Regions from separate parts of the Homo sapiens genome. Here region 2 is linked to region 1. A link is a loop called in an ENCODE intact Hi-C map of the cell type or tissue named here. Cell type or tissue: CD14-positive monocyte. All regions are shown on one strand. Each heading gives the region's core, and the rest is flanking DNA. Links, peaks and the distances in the headings are about the cores only.

Region 1 (5,804 bases), core at 229-2,728:
TTAAACTCTTCTATGGCATGTTAAAAGAAACAAGAATAAATAAAAGTACAACATTTGGGCTAGACTGCAATAAGATATTTCTCATGGTAAAGACTTGCTGGACAATGAAGGAAAGCAAAGAGGTTGTAAAAATCACCTTAACTAAGAAGATTTTAAAACAACACTATGCTGGAATACAGTCCCCTGGAAACTGCTTTAATGGCAAAAGGTGAAGCAGATGAAGCACACAGACATGGCACCATGTACTGAGTGCCACACTGCCTTCAAGGTGCTTCTGCATATCTGCTCAAAGGCCTCTAGTTCTCCAGAGTCAATGAGCAAAACCACAGGATGAGGCAGTAATGCCAGCACCCACGTTGGCAGCTCAGGCATGGAGTGTCCACAAAACAGGAAGTGGCAAATAAAAGAGAAGGGTTTCTAGGGAGCCCCACATAAGGATGGGCGCTAGGGCTCCAACTTGCTCCTGGGGGAGCCAGTGGCTAGATGACATTTCAGGGTACCTGCCAACCCTTAGATCTTCTCTCTTTTACTCCTGGAATAGCAACGACTATAATTATCAATATTAATGAGCTTCATTATGGGTTCTTTTAGGGAATAAGATAGAAACTGGTTAAAAAAAAATAGGTTCCCTAAAATCAATCGTACATTCCTTCTCCTTTTTTTAATGGAATCACATTTCCCCTCATTTAACCTTCAACACTTTTCTTGTTCTCCCCATTAAGGTCATTAAAATAAATAACAGTTATCAAAGCTAATGATACATTTTGACTTATCAGGCTCCCTGGAATTCCCACTGCTGGAGGGAACTAGGGATAATCAACTCTAAAACATCTTAATTCATTTTTTTAAAAAAAGGTGAACACTTACTGCAAGTGTATCCAATGCATCAACAAGAGTCAATGAGTAGTTCCCTAGTACATCATTGATGTTCAGATTTGAACTGAAAAAGAAAATTAAAATTCAACAAAAAGACTTTATTTCAAAAGAGAAGACAATAAAAGTAAACACCCATCAGAAACTATAATTGCCAGCAACTCTTATTTATTCAGGAACTAATTATGGGTGAATTAATACAGCAAAGGTCTTTCTACCCCCAAAGTAACACTTTCTATGGTGTCCATAAGTAGAATCAAGTCACAGAACTGTGGAGACACACTTGTACCAGAGTGGAAAGAATGCTCACAGGAAGTCAGGAGGCAGTGAGTCATCTCCTCTCTGAGATTCAGGTTTATCACCATAGACAATCTCCTTGGTCCTGTCCAACTTTAAAAAGCTCTGATTTCACAATCATTAGGAACTAAAGAAGAGCCCTTGTCATACGACCCACCTGTAATACTTTAATACAGAAATTAGACACCACAGCCTATATTACACACAAAAAGAAGTAAATACATTAATTGACAGTGTCAATATTACTCATCTGCCCTATGGTTGGGGGTATAAATTAACTTCTTTACACCATTTCTTCATTAATAACTCATCCAAAGGGTCTTGATTATTTCCGTTAATTCTGAGATATCATTTAACATGAACCTAGGCAGGAATTGAGGCCTTTCTCACTTCTTGACTGGAGCTACATAAACGTTTCTGCCACACACCTCTCACCCCATAATCTACACCAATTTTCCATTCTGAAACAACCTTAAGAAACCAACTTCAGGATGACAAGGGTGAAGCTCCTCAGGCACTGTGGTATGTCTTTGTAACACTTTACAAAAAAGTCAACAACAAAAAAACTAATACATCTGGGAGAATAGGGATGAAGAACTAGTAAAATAAAGGACAGTTTGAGAAATTCTGGGGACTTCATTTATTTATTTGTCCCATTCCCAAAAATCCAGAAAATAAGTGCAGAAGCTTGGAAAAAATGATAGTAAGAGAAGACATAAGACAACTGTTTAAAGATTTTATTAGCAACCAAAGCAAAAAAGCTCCAGTTTTATTTCCAGCAAGATGCATTGATATCTGCAGTCTTCCATCATATCCCAAAGCACTTCATCTGCTCCTCGGATCACCCTAATGGGTCCTTATCTCACCTTCCAGTCAGAGAAGCTTCTGGTGCACAGCACCTCTCGTGTTGTGATGGCTTGCTGTGGTCTCTGAAAGGCCTGTGCCTCAGCTGGGGAAAATGGGGCTTATGTGAAAGAGGCATAACAGCTCCAATGTCTCATTTTATTTGAACCCTCCAGTTGCCTTGTTTTATGCTGTTACACCATCTAATCTAAAGCAAAGAATTTATAGTAAAATTTTAGGCTGGGTGCGGTGGCTCACGCCTGTAATCCCAGCACTTTGGGAGGCCGAGGTGGGTGGATCATCCAAGGTCAGGAGTTCAAGACCAGCCTGGCCAACATGGCAAGACCCTGTCTCTACTAAAAATACAAAAATTAGCTGGGCGTGGTGGCAGGCGCCTGTAATCCCAGCTACTAGGGAGGCTGAGGCAGAAGAATTACTTGAACTCAGGAGGCGGAGGTTGCGGTGAGCCGAGATCATGCCATTGCACTCCAGCCTGGGCAACAAGAGCGAAACTCTGTCTCAAAAAAAAAAAAAATTTTAGATACTGTTTTTTTGAAACGAGATATATATGGGGGCTATAGTCTAGGAACTAGGGCTAGCTCATTTCCTATAAGCTGGGAAGTCAGAAAACTGCTTGGCTGGAAAATTGTACCTGTTTTTTCTATTTGTTGATTTTCTGGAAATAAACTTATACAATAGCAAAAGGTCCCCTCAAAGCAAGAGCTATGGATTCAAATATGCCTCTCAAGCGCAAGTGACAGCCAAAAAAGGTACAAAAAGTGCAAGGGTTGCAGGAGGGGCTCAAAGGAGACAGGGAGATCCTTACGCCCAATTCTGCCAACTCAAGAATGTTCTGCTCTGTGTAAATATTTCACTCTGTTGCTCTGCCGCTTAGAAACAGAGTGGGCTTCAACAGCCCACCTCATCAGAAAACAGCTCCCTCATCATGTAGCATCCAAGCTAGATGGTAATCAGGAGAACCACATGTAACTCCCCTCTCCTGAGTCACACCCAGATCTGCGGCATGTGTCATTCTATCCACCTGCACAGGCCCATGGAAGGAAGGTACTCACTGTGAGCACTGAACTCCTTTCTATGTTTTATTGTGCTTTGCCTTGTAATCTATAACTAAAATAGACCCAGTTTTAAAATATTTTTTACAATGCCCAGTCACTAAAAATTAATGAGCTGCCACAGTAAAAAAAAAAAAAAAAATTACTTGCAGTAACTGTGGGGTTTCTTCTCTCCACTCTAGTCAGACAAATCCTCTCTAAGATCTGGGGTATTTACTCATTAGAACACTTTTAATTCTTTCTTACCAAATAATTGCTACATCCTCTTTCAAAAGGTGCCAAAATAAGGGGGAAGTGGGAGTGAGGATGAAGGAAGAAAAAAAAACACCATAAAACTCTACTGGCCTAACAGCATGAAATTATTATGACTCCATTTATGCCAGCCCACTATGCAGCTCAGACTCTGGATTTGTTCTTTGTAGATATTCTTGTCAATCTCCAGCCTAACCTGATACCTTTAAGTTCATCCAGCAAGAACTCAATACCTTTCCCTGTAACCAGCTGGCTGAACCGCACAACTAAACGCTCCACTTACTTCACCAGGTACAAATGTTCATGGCATTCACCCCACTGTAAATTTTTAAAGTTCACCTCAAAACAGAAAAGATGGAGAAAACCATGGCCTTTGATAGAAAATTTTTGATTATGTAGCTAACAAAATCAAACATATGTGTTTTTAAATTTAAATTCCCATGTATACTTAACCTGTAACAGCTGTTCAGAAATCTACCTGGTGTGGTGTAGGCACAGAGATAACATAAGAAACAGTCCCTGCGTTCAAGGGATTGATAATCTGGAGAGACAAGACAAAGGGAAATGCAGGTGAATACACAACAGTACTCAATCCTCAAATAAGGTTAAAATGTAGAATCGCAGCTCAAAGGAAAGGAATCAAAAGAAGAACTGAGCAAATAAAGGAAAATCATCTTCAAACAGTTAGATGGTGTCACGGAAACAAGAGGAGCCTGACTCTGAAAGAGGGCAGGACTTTCCAAAGAAAGAGGAATGCAGAGGAGGCCATCTTGAGCTAGTAGTACCTAAGCATTTGAGGGGCCAATATTTGTTTGGCTTAATTTGAGATTTGTTTTGTTGTTTTAATAGCAATACAGTTGAGAAGAAATTGAGAATGGTCACATGCCCAAAAGCCAGAACTACAGTTAACCATTCACAGGATTACAAAAATATAATATCCACATTTACTCAAAGAAACTTTAAATTTGGATCCTCCAACCCAAATTAAGGATGTGAGAACTGACTTTGCATAGTTATCTTAGACAGATCTGCTCTTTTTAGAGTGTTCAGGTTTTATTCACTTCATGTTAACTCCTTACCTGATACCTCCCCAAGAACAAGTCACATGTACTTGAGGCAAGATAAGTTTGGAGCATATATGACTACAGAGAAACGGTAAGAGTGTTTAGCACCGAAATTTTCTATGTGTACTTTTTATATAATACTCTAATGGCAAATTCACTCTTGTTAAATGAGTCATTAGAATACATTTGATTTTTTAAAATCTGAAAGATTTTTGGCTGGGCTTGGTGGCTCACACCTATAATCTCAGCACTTTGGGAGGCCAAGGCGGGAAGACTGCTTGAGGCCAGGGGTTTGAGACCATCCTGGGCAACAAAGTAAGACCCCACTTCTACAGAAAAATTAAAAAAAAAAAAAATTAGCCGAGCATGGTGGGGCACACCTCTAGTCCCAGCTATTCGGGAGGCTGAGGCAGGAGGACTGCTTGAGCCCAGGAGTTCAAGGCTGCAGTGAGCAATGATTATGCCACTGCACTCCAGCCTGGGTGACAGAACAATACCCTGTCAATTAAACAAACAAACAAAAAATATGAAAAATTTTTATTACAGATTATTTAGTTTGGGGATGTGAAGTACCCTCCTGTTTCAAAGCCAGCATGACAATACTCTGGTTTTAAACTTTCCTCAAGGCCTAGTATTCGATAGCATAACAGGAGGACTACAGTCAATAATAATTTAACTGTACATTTTAAAATAACTAAAAGTATAATTGGATTGTTTGTAACACAAAAGAAAAATGCTTGAGGGGTTGGATACCCAATTTTCCATGATGTGATTATTACAAATTGCATGCCTGTGCCAAAATATCTCATGTACCCTATAAATATATACACCTACTGTGTATCCTCAAAAATTAAAAATAAATTTTTTTAAAAAATATTTAAAAAAAAGCAAAGCCTGAGAGGAGTTAAAGGAAGGAGAGTACAAAAAATTAAGTTTTCCACTGTTTGTAAGTGGCAAGTGTGAGGCGTCCATGCAAGGCTTCTTTGGCCTCCTCAAAGACAACAAAGGTTTACCAACCAACGGGCCTACCCAGCTCAGGGCACAACCCTTCCCTAATGCCATCCCCACCTCCTCAATACTTCTAAAACCCTCTTTCCAATAACACATCTGTCTCAAAGCAACCTGACCTTAACTTACGCATAACCAAACCAATGCATAACCAAACCAAAACACTCATCGGCAGCCTTCATCCTGAAATAAAGGCCAACAGCACACATGATACCACAAAGACCAGCAAGTTAAATCAACCACCACCTCACTTTGCTGGGAAGGGATTCTTAAGGTTCTCCAGAAGCGCTTTTAAGGTTCATTAAGAAAAACATTAAAATGTCATCAACTCACTCTCCAAACCGTCATATTCTCAAATGAAAGTGTTATCACAATTCCCCGTTAAACTGTTTTC
Region 2 (8,077 bases), core at 2,142-4,641, 180 kb after region 1:
AGTCTCTCCTTTTGTCCTTTCCTCCTTTCTCTCTTGTACTCTGTTCTCTTTGTCTCTCCCTCTCGCTCACTCTTTCTGTTCCACCAACTCTTGCTCTCTCTGTCTCTCCCATCTTTGTCTCTCTGTGTCTCTAACTGTTGTTCCTGCTCTTGGGAACTCTCTATTTCTGTCCCTCTGTATTTCCCTTAACATCTTTTTTTTTTTTTTTTAAGACAGGTTTTCACAATGTCACCGAGGCTGGAGTGCAATGGTGTGATCTTGGCTCACTGCAGCCTCAACCTCCCAGGCTCAAGTGATTCTCCCACCTCAGCCTCTCAAGTAGCTAGGACTATAGATGTGTACCACACTCGGCTAATTTTTGTATTTTTTTGTAGAGATGGGGTTTTGCCATGTTGCCCAGGCTGGTCTCAAACTCCTGGGCTCCAGCAATCCTCCGCCTTAGCCTCCCAAATTGCTGGGATTACAGGCCTGAGCCACTGGCGCCTGGCCATGACTCCTTTCTTGAAAGACTCTCACTGTCTCTTCTCTTGCCATCTCTCTGCTCTTCCTTTTTCTGTCCTCCTTTGTCCTCCTCCTCTTTCTCCTTCTCTGTCTCTGCCTCTCTCTGTGTGTCTCTCTCTTCGTGTCTCTCTCTTCCGCACATCATGCATTCTTACCAACCATGACTAAACACTTATGCGATAGAAGAATATGTTTTCAGTAATTCACTGTGGGTCTTGGCTTGTAGAAATCCCACAAGCCAGGCTCTGTGCCTTCGCTACACTTTTGGTGAGAACTTCTGTGGACAGAGGCACAAAAGCCTCAAGCTGTGAGATTCAAAATCTGGTGGTTAAGCCAGCCCCTCAGCGCTCCCAGCCTGCGCCCCTCGTTGGAAACAATGAGTTGGAAAGTGTCTTGATGACTTTCAGCAGACAGACCTGCAAAGAAGAGAAGCTGATCTGGACTCTGGCCTTCCTTCACAACACACTGACAAGTAAATAAAACTAATGGCATGTGTTTCTTTTCTGCAAGAGAAGGATAACCAGAGTATATTTTTTGCAACAAATATGTATGTTCAAAGCACATGAAATGAATGTCTCTTGAAAGAGAAAATAGCCTTCGAATATCAGTTTGAAGCCAAGGAGAAAAGTAACTTTTTCTGGCTGGGCGCAGTGGTTCACGCCTGTAGTCCCAGCACATTGGGAGGATGACGCAGGAGGATCTCTTAAGCCCGAGAGTTTAAGACCAGTCTGGGCAACATGGCAAGGCCCCCATCTCTACGAAAACACAAAAATTAGCCAGGCGTGGTGGCGTGCACCTACAGTCCCAGCTACTCAGGAGGTTGAGGTGGGAGGATGGCTGGAACCCGGGATGTCAAGGCTGCAGTGAGCTGAGATTGTACCACTGCACTCCAGCCCAGGTGACAGAGTGAGACCCTGTTTTGGAAAAAAAGAAAAGTAACTTTTTATTAACATGTAAACAGGGAGAAAAGTAATCGAAAAGGAAAAAGTGGTACTCCTCATCAGTGAAGTGAGTGAAAAATTAAGTGGGGAGTGCAGAGAGGGAAAGAGAGGGGAAGGGAAATTAAGCAGAAGTCACAGTGACCCGAGGAATGAGGCAGAGGAGGAGGAGGGGGAGGAGAGGTGGAGGAAGAGGAGGAGGAGGCAGAGGCAGAGAAGGAGGAGAAGGAGAGGAGGAGCAGGAGCTGAGAGTGGGGGGAAGAAGGTGACTGATCTTAACAAATTTGAGATGAGACTTCAGCAGCTCCAGCTTAGGCAACTACCTGGTTGGCTCTGCCTGAATGAATGTCCACTTATGGAGGGAGGGAGGGAGACAGGGAGAAGGAGGAAACCTGGAGACCAAAAGGGTCCCAGTGATGTAGATAATCAGTCTCAAATCCCAGACTGGGCTCCACCCTCTTTTTCACCTTGGTTTCCGAATGGCTATCCCTGTGCTCTGGAGGGGAAGTGTTCAGACAAAGGCTCACTGGTGGCGATGAGTCAGGGCCCCACCCAGACCCTACCAGCCCCAGGAGGCCTCTCCTTGCCCATAGGCCTGACAGCAGCTGGGTGTTATCAGGAGAAAGCAAGAAACAGTAGGGGCATGGGAAGCCATTCAAAGTCACTCCAAAAGACCTGCTGTGGCCATAGGGTCTAGCTGCCAGAGCTCTGTAGCTGGGATGGCTCCATTCATCCTGGCAATTAATGGTGAGTTGGCTGCCCAGTGTTTGTCATTTCAATGTCAACAGCCCAAGGGAGACAGCTCTGTGGAGCAGGACCAGCCCAGCTATAAAGATCTGTCACTTGGCCTGGCCCAGTGGCTCATGCCTGTAATCCCAACACTTTGGGAGGCCGAGGCAGGTGGATCACTTGAGGCCATGAGTTTGAGACCAGCCTGACCAACATGGCGAAACCCTGTCTCTACTAAAAATACAACAATTAGCTTGGCGTGGTGGCACACGTCTGTAATCCCAGCTACTCAGGAGGCTGAGGCAGGAGAATTGCATGAACCCAGGAGGTAGAGGTTGCAGTGAGCCGAGATCACGCCACTGCACTCCAGCCTGGGTGACAGAGCAAGACTCCATCTCAAAAAAAAAAAAAAAAAAATCTGTCAACACACTATTTCCACCATCAACACCCTTCCTTTAGCTGTAAGACCTGAGAGGGCAGTATCCCACAGCATACCCAGCAATTGACATGCAGGCTGGTATGCAGCAGGTGCTCAATAACTGAACAAGTTAACATGCATTTAACTCTCCCTGCTGCCACAGACCAGCTGTGTGACCCTGGTCAACTTCCTTAACTTGTCTGAGCTACTACTTCCTCTATCAGGACACGGGAGAGTGCCAGTGAAAACACAGACTGTTGCCTTCCCACCTTTGTGAGATAAGAAAGCAGGAGCATCGAGTCCATAGTTGTCATCAAAATATGGTGGGGGTGGAATGGAGGAGCTACTTTCCCTTTCCAAAAGTCTGCAGCTTCTGTTGCTGCTAGTTCCAAGGGTGTGGTACAGATGTTACTTTTTAGGAAGATGGTGTGGGGATGTGGTTAAGAGCCCATGATCTGGGGGCTGAGTACCTGGGTTCAAATGCTGCCTCCTCCACCCATCACTACCTGGTGGCCACCGGCAAGCCACTTCATCTCGCTGAACTTGTTTTCCCATGTGTAAAACAGAGTTGTCAGGAGGCTTACGTGAGATAAATCCCACATCCCTGGCACATAATAGATGCTCCATGCACCTTAGCCATGATCACCAATTTCCACCTCCCAACACTGTGAGGGAGATGACTCTCCCCAGGGTGCAAAAGAGGAAACCAGGGCTGGCCAGGTGGAGAGGCCCTCTCCTGACAGCAGAACCAGAACCAGACACCCTTCTCCCACCCAGGCCCACCACAGCTGCCAAACATGAGGTGATGGGACAGCCCTCGTGGCCTCCACCCACCGCCCTGGTGGAGAAGTGAAACATGAACCCACCAGTGCAAGACAGAGGAAGAGGCACCAGCGAAGGTAAGAAGAGTCGGGTGGCCCTGAATTTTGTCAAAGGGACAGTCCAGGACAAGGTCAAGTCCGGGGTGGCAAGAGGGTGGAGGCGGTGGGAGGATAGTATGACAAGAGGGGTATGGGGGTTGAGTCGGCCGGCGGCCCGGGGTGAAAAGCTGGTCCCGAGAATGAGGAAGGAAGCCTTTTTATCAGTGTTAACAAGAACAGAGAGGGAAGTTCTTTGCATCTGGCCAGATACCTCAGCTGTGACCTCCTGTCTCTAAGGAGGGGGTCCCTGCAAGTTTTGCTTTCAAAAGTCTCTTGGGAGAAAACACAAGTCCCTGATTCTTAGAAGCTGCCTTCGTCTTAACTTAAGAAATCCCTCAGTGGCTTTTTGGTTAGCACGACAGGGTTAGCCTTTCTGACTGGTGGGCTTCCAGCCTCTAAGGATAGCTGGGTTTCCCTTGCTTTCGCCTACCCATTTGCAGGCAAGAAAACTGAAGCTGGACGCTGGCCTCCAGTCCTGTCTTTGCCATTAGCAGCCCTGGGATCTTAGTGCCTTCACCAGCCGAGCTTCAGTTTTTCCACCTGTAAAATGGAGGGTTGAGGCCACATCTTCCTTTTAGTCCTTCCTCTTCCCTTCCCTCCAGAGCAAGTGGTGTGGAATTCTAAGGCAAAAGTCACCCTGATTGAATGGTGTAGATTAGTCAAGAACCCAGCACTGAGGTCAGCCTCTGGAAGCAATTTAAGATGACCCAAGGATTTGAGATTCCAACCTCCTGCATGCAAGCAGAAGTGCTTCCTCCTACATAGGGCTGCCCTCCTTCCTGAGCAACTGGGCTGATTTGTGGAAGAAACAGCTGTGCTTTCTGGTGAGCTCCAATGCCAAACATGTAGGCCTTGGATCAGGCAGGATGTTCCATCAGCAGTCATTGTTCACACCTGTGCTGTATGGGCCAGGCATCGAGCCAATAGTAACACCTCCTTTCACCCCACAACAACCCTGTACCAAGCACACACCCATTTTATACCTGAGGAAGCTGAGGCTTGGAGAGGCACCGCGCCCAGGGTCATGTAACCACAGGTGACAAAATGAAGATGCAAATGCAACCTGAGTGATTCCTTTTGATGGAGCCACACCATTTAAATCAATGCTGGGTGATTGGATTATATGTAATTTTTTTAAATTAAAAACATTTTTTTGCCAGACACAGTTGCTCATGCCTGTAATCCCAGCACTTTGGGAGGCCGAGGCGAAGTGGATCACTTGAGGTCAAGAGTCCGAGACCAGCCTGGCCAATACAGTAAAACCCCGTCTCTACTGAAAATACAAAAAATTACCTGGGTATGGTGGTGGGCAACTGTAATCCCAGCGACTTGGGAGGCTGAGGCAGGAGAATCACTTTAACCTGGGAGGCAGAGGTTGCAGTGAGCTGAGATCGCACCACTGCACTCCAGCCTGGGCAACAGAGTGAGATTCTGTCTCAAAAAAACCCAAAAAACAAAACAAACAAAAACATTTGTTTCCCTATAATGAATAGGATTGCTTGTGTTTTAAAAGGGAGTAACCCAATCACAGCACTTGCAGATAACATTATATGTTGCCTGGAATCTGATTTAAACTATTCCACGGGGTGGGGGGTGGTGCAGAAATAAAGCCAAATTATCCGTGAATTCATAACCCTTGAGGCTGAGTATTGGATATGACGTTCATCATCCTATTCTCCTGTAGTGAACGTGTTTGAGAAGTTCCACGATATTAAAAAAATTTAAATTTAAAATTTAATAAGTCTAAATTCAAGATAAATGAACTAGCCTGGGAATGCCCTGTCATGAGGGTGGCAGTCCTTCGCCCCACCCCACAGCTGAAAGCATTTTAAGGTCGGCTTCGAGAAGGTATTCATTAAGGCCTCCTGGTTCTGCTCTCCCTGGACCACAGTGGCTCTCTTTGCGTCCAAGAGAACAATCTTCCCCCAGATTGCTGGCCAAGTCGCGACTGCGTGTTAGGGATCCCACAGCCAAGTTGTGGTTTTATGACAGAGTTTGGAACCATATGTGGTTCACGTTCACTCAGTCCGGAGACTTGGGGAATCTCTTATAAATGTTCTCAGCAAAGGCACAGTGGCTGCCCACATCCTGGGACACCCAGAAAACTGGGGAAGATGAGACCTCTGGCTTCCACAAGACAGCCAAGCGCCTGGGAGTGGCCCCTCTGCACTGGCCTCCCTCAGGCCCAGCACACGCTGCTCCTGCCTGTCCCCAGAGTCCCTGGGGAGTTTGACTTCTCTTCCCAGACCCCTCTGAAACAAGGAGACCTTGCCATGTACAGCCTTCCCTGTCCTCAGACGAGTGGAATCACCTGACCACTGTCCTGTATTAGACTGAACTATAGTCATTCATTGAGTCAATAATTATTTATTCAATTATTATTTATTGAGCACCAGCTATATGTACAGCCTTCCCTGTCCTCAAATAAGTAGAATAACCTGTCTAATGGCCTGTATTATATTGAGCTATAGTCATTCATTTATTCAATAATAATTTATTGAGCACCAACTATATGCACTAGGATTCTAGCATATAGCAGACAGATGGCCTATATAACATGTACACCATATAAAAGACACAGTCCCCATATTCCAGGAGCTTCTAATTTCCTAGAGGAGAAAGGCAATAATCAATAATTAATACTATTAATCATTTCATTATAATTCTGACAAATGCTTTAGAGAAGTACAGGCACTATGGGGGCATCAGGAATGTGATCTGATTGGGTGAGAAGGAAGGGAGTGGAGAGCCTTCAAAGAAGGCTTCTTGAGCCTTGGCAACACAGTGAGACCCCAACTCTACCAAAAAAAAAAAGCCAGGCATGGTGCCCTGTTTCTATCGTCCTAGCTACTTGAGAGGCTGAGATAGGAGGATCTCTTGGGCAAAGGTTGAGGATGCAGTGATCTGTGACCGCGCCACTGCACTCTAGCCTGGGCAACAATGTGACACTCTGTCTCAAAACAAAACAAAATCAACAAAGGCCTCTTGGAGAGAATAATATCTAAATTGAGATCTGAACATTTGAGGCATTAGCCAGCCAATCGGAGAAAAGGGGGTTATTCCAGAGAGAGGAAACAGCATATGCAAAGATCAGATGGACCATGGCTCCTTCAAGGAAGTGAAGCTATACCGTGTGTACTGTGTGGTATGAGGAGTATGAGAGGGAAGGAGATGCTAGAGATGGCAGAGAAGGAGCTGGGGGCAGTTCGCAAAGGAGCTTGAAGGCCAAGTTAAGGATGATGGAGTGCTCACGAGGTAATAGGTGTGTGTGCAGGGGCGAGTAACTTATACCTAAAATGAGTGCTTTTGTTGGTGGGAGCTGACTGGGTCAGAACAAGGTAATGTGAATGCTGCAGGGGCTAGGCCAGCCCACACAGCACATTTGTAAGAATTAGGAAAAGGTGCCCCTCTGGGAAGATGCAGCCCCATAGGCCCATGCTTAGGAAAGGGACCTGACCTGAATTTCACCCCCTCTATGCCCGAGCCAGCACCCTCGTGCAGTGAACAACCTACACAACTGTATACAATGGCCACAGATGCCAGGGAACAGTCAGAAGGGTGTAGCGACATTTGTTGACAAATCTGTCTCCTCCATCTTAAGCACCTTGAGTTCTGAGTTCTGGAGCTGCATATCCATGTTTGTAACCTCAGTACACATAGGAGATGCTCCTAATATTTGTCGAATGGATTGTTCTTTGGCTACTTGTTTTTTCTTCAGACTTTCTGTCTTCTTGTCCTTCTAAATTCATAACGGCTTCCTCTTAATGCACTCCTGCTAGCGTTAGAAAGCACTGTGTTGGCTAGCTTGCCTTTTTTTTTTTTTAGACAGGGTCTCGCTCTGTCACCCAGGCTTGAAGTGCAGTGGTGCGATCTCTGCTCACTGCAGCCTCCGCCTCCCAGGTTCAAGTGATTCTTGTGCCTCAGCCTCCTGAGTAGCTGGGACCACAGGCATACACCACCAAGCCCAGCTAACTTTTATATTTTTAGTAGAGATGGTGTTTTGCCATGTTGCCCAGGCTGGTCTTGAACTCCTGGCCTCAAGCAATCCACCCACCTTGGCTTCACAAAATGCTGGGATTACAGGCGTGAGCTACCACGTCTGGCCCACTTTGACTTTTTAATCCTAACATCTTACCCTCTGTCCATTCAACAGAAACTTGGCTATGGCCACACAGCTAGGAAGGCGGGCAGGCAGTGCTGGGCAGGAAACTGTCAAGCCCTGGGGTTGTGGTCCAGGCTGGATCCCCTACCTTCTGGTAGGGATTCTTGTGGCTTAATCTCTGTACTTTGGATCCTAGAATGTCAGAGCCGAAAGGAACCTTTTGGGGCCCCATTTTACAAATGGGGCAACTGAGGCACAGAGAAGGGCTGGAAATTACTAGAAGCCACTGAGTAAGAGCCAGAGCAGAACTGGAAACTAGGTCCCTTGACATGTTTAGAAGAAGTAGCTAGCTAGATATCAGGAGTGGAAATTAGAAGAGAAAGACCAAGGAGGAGAAATGGCTCTCTGAGGAGGGTGTCTGACTGTGATGGCTGTTAGTGGGGCTACGAGGGATTAGAGAAGACTTGAG

What was found. Peaks named below come from ENCODE experiments on the same cell type or tissue, not always from the same donor. Only the 100,000 strongest peaks of a DNase experiment are listed, where the experiment ranks them.
Region 2: it touches region 1 in a loop (3-fold over the local background); 6 of 110 quality-filtered maps call a loop at or near these places.

Annotation. Positions count from the first base shown.
Region 1 is chr3:5,190,345-5,196,148 of GRCh38, reverse strand. EDEM1 (ER degradation enhancing alpha-mannosidase like protein 1) reads right to left here. Exons shown (of 12, transcript NM_014674.3): 2 at 868-940. Among named protein-coding and RNA genes, the nearest start is that of EDEM1, 5.5 kb to the right of the region's middle. RefSeq lists enhancers at 1,060-1,129, 1,530-1,599. In CD14-positive monocyte, for the core only: no CTCF peak of the experiment used is centred there; DNase peaks (open chromatin) are centred at 338 and 1,198; H3K4me3 peaks cover 1,247 bases; H3K27ac peaks cover 2,012 bases.
Region 2 is chr3:5,007,301-5,015,377 of GRCh38, reverse strand. No RefSeq gene overlaps it. Among named protein-coding and RNA genes, the nearest start is that of BHLHE40-AS1, 31 kb to the right of the region's middle. RefSeq lists enhancers at 1,147-1,948, 1,949-2,751, 2,851-2,920, 7,653-7,782 and a silencer at 4,501-4,560. In CD14-positive monocyte, for the core only: a CTCF peak has its summit at 3,255; DNase peaks (open chromatin) are centred at 2,777, 3,607 and 4,237; H3K4me3 peaks cover 1,672 bases; H3K27ac peaks cover 2,488 bases.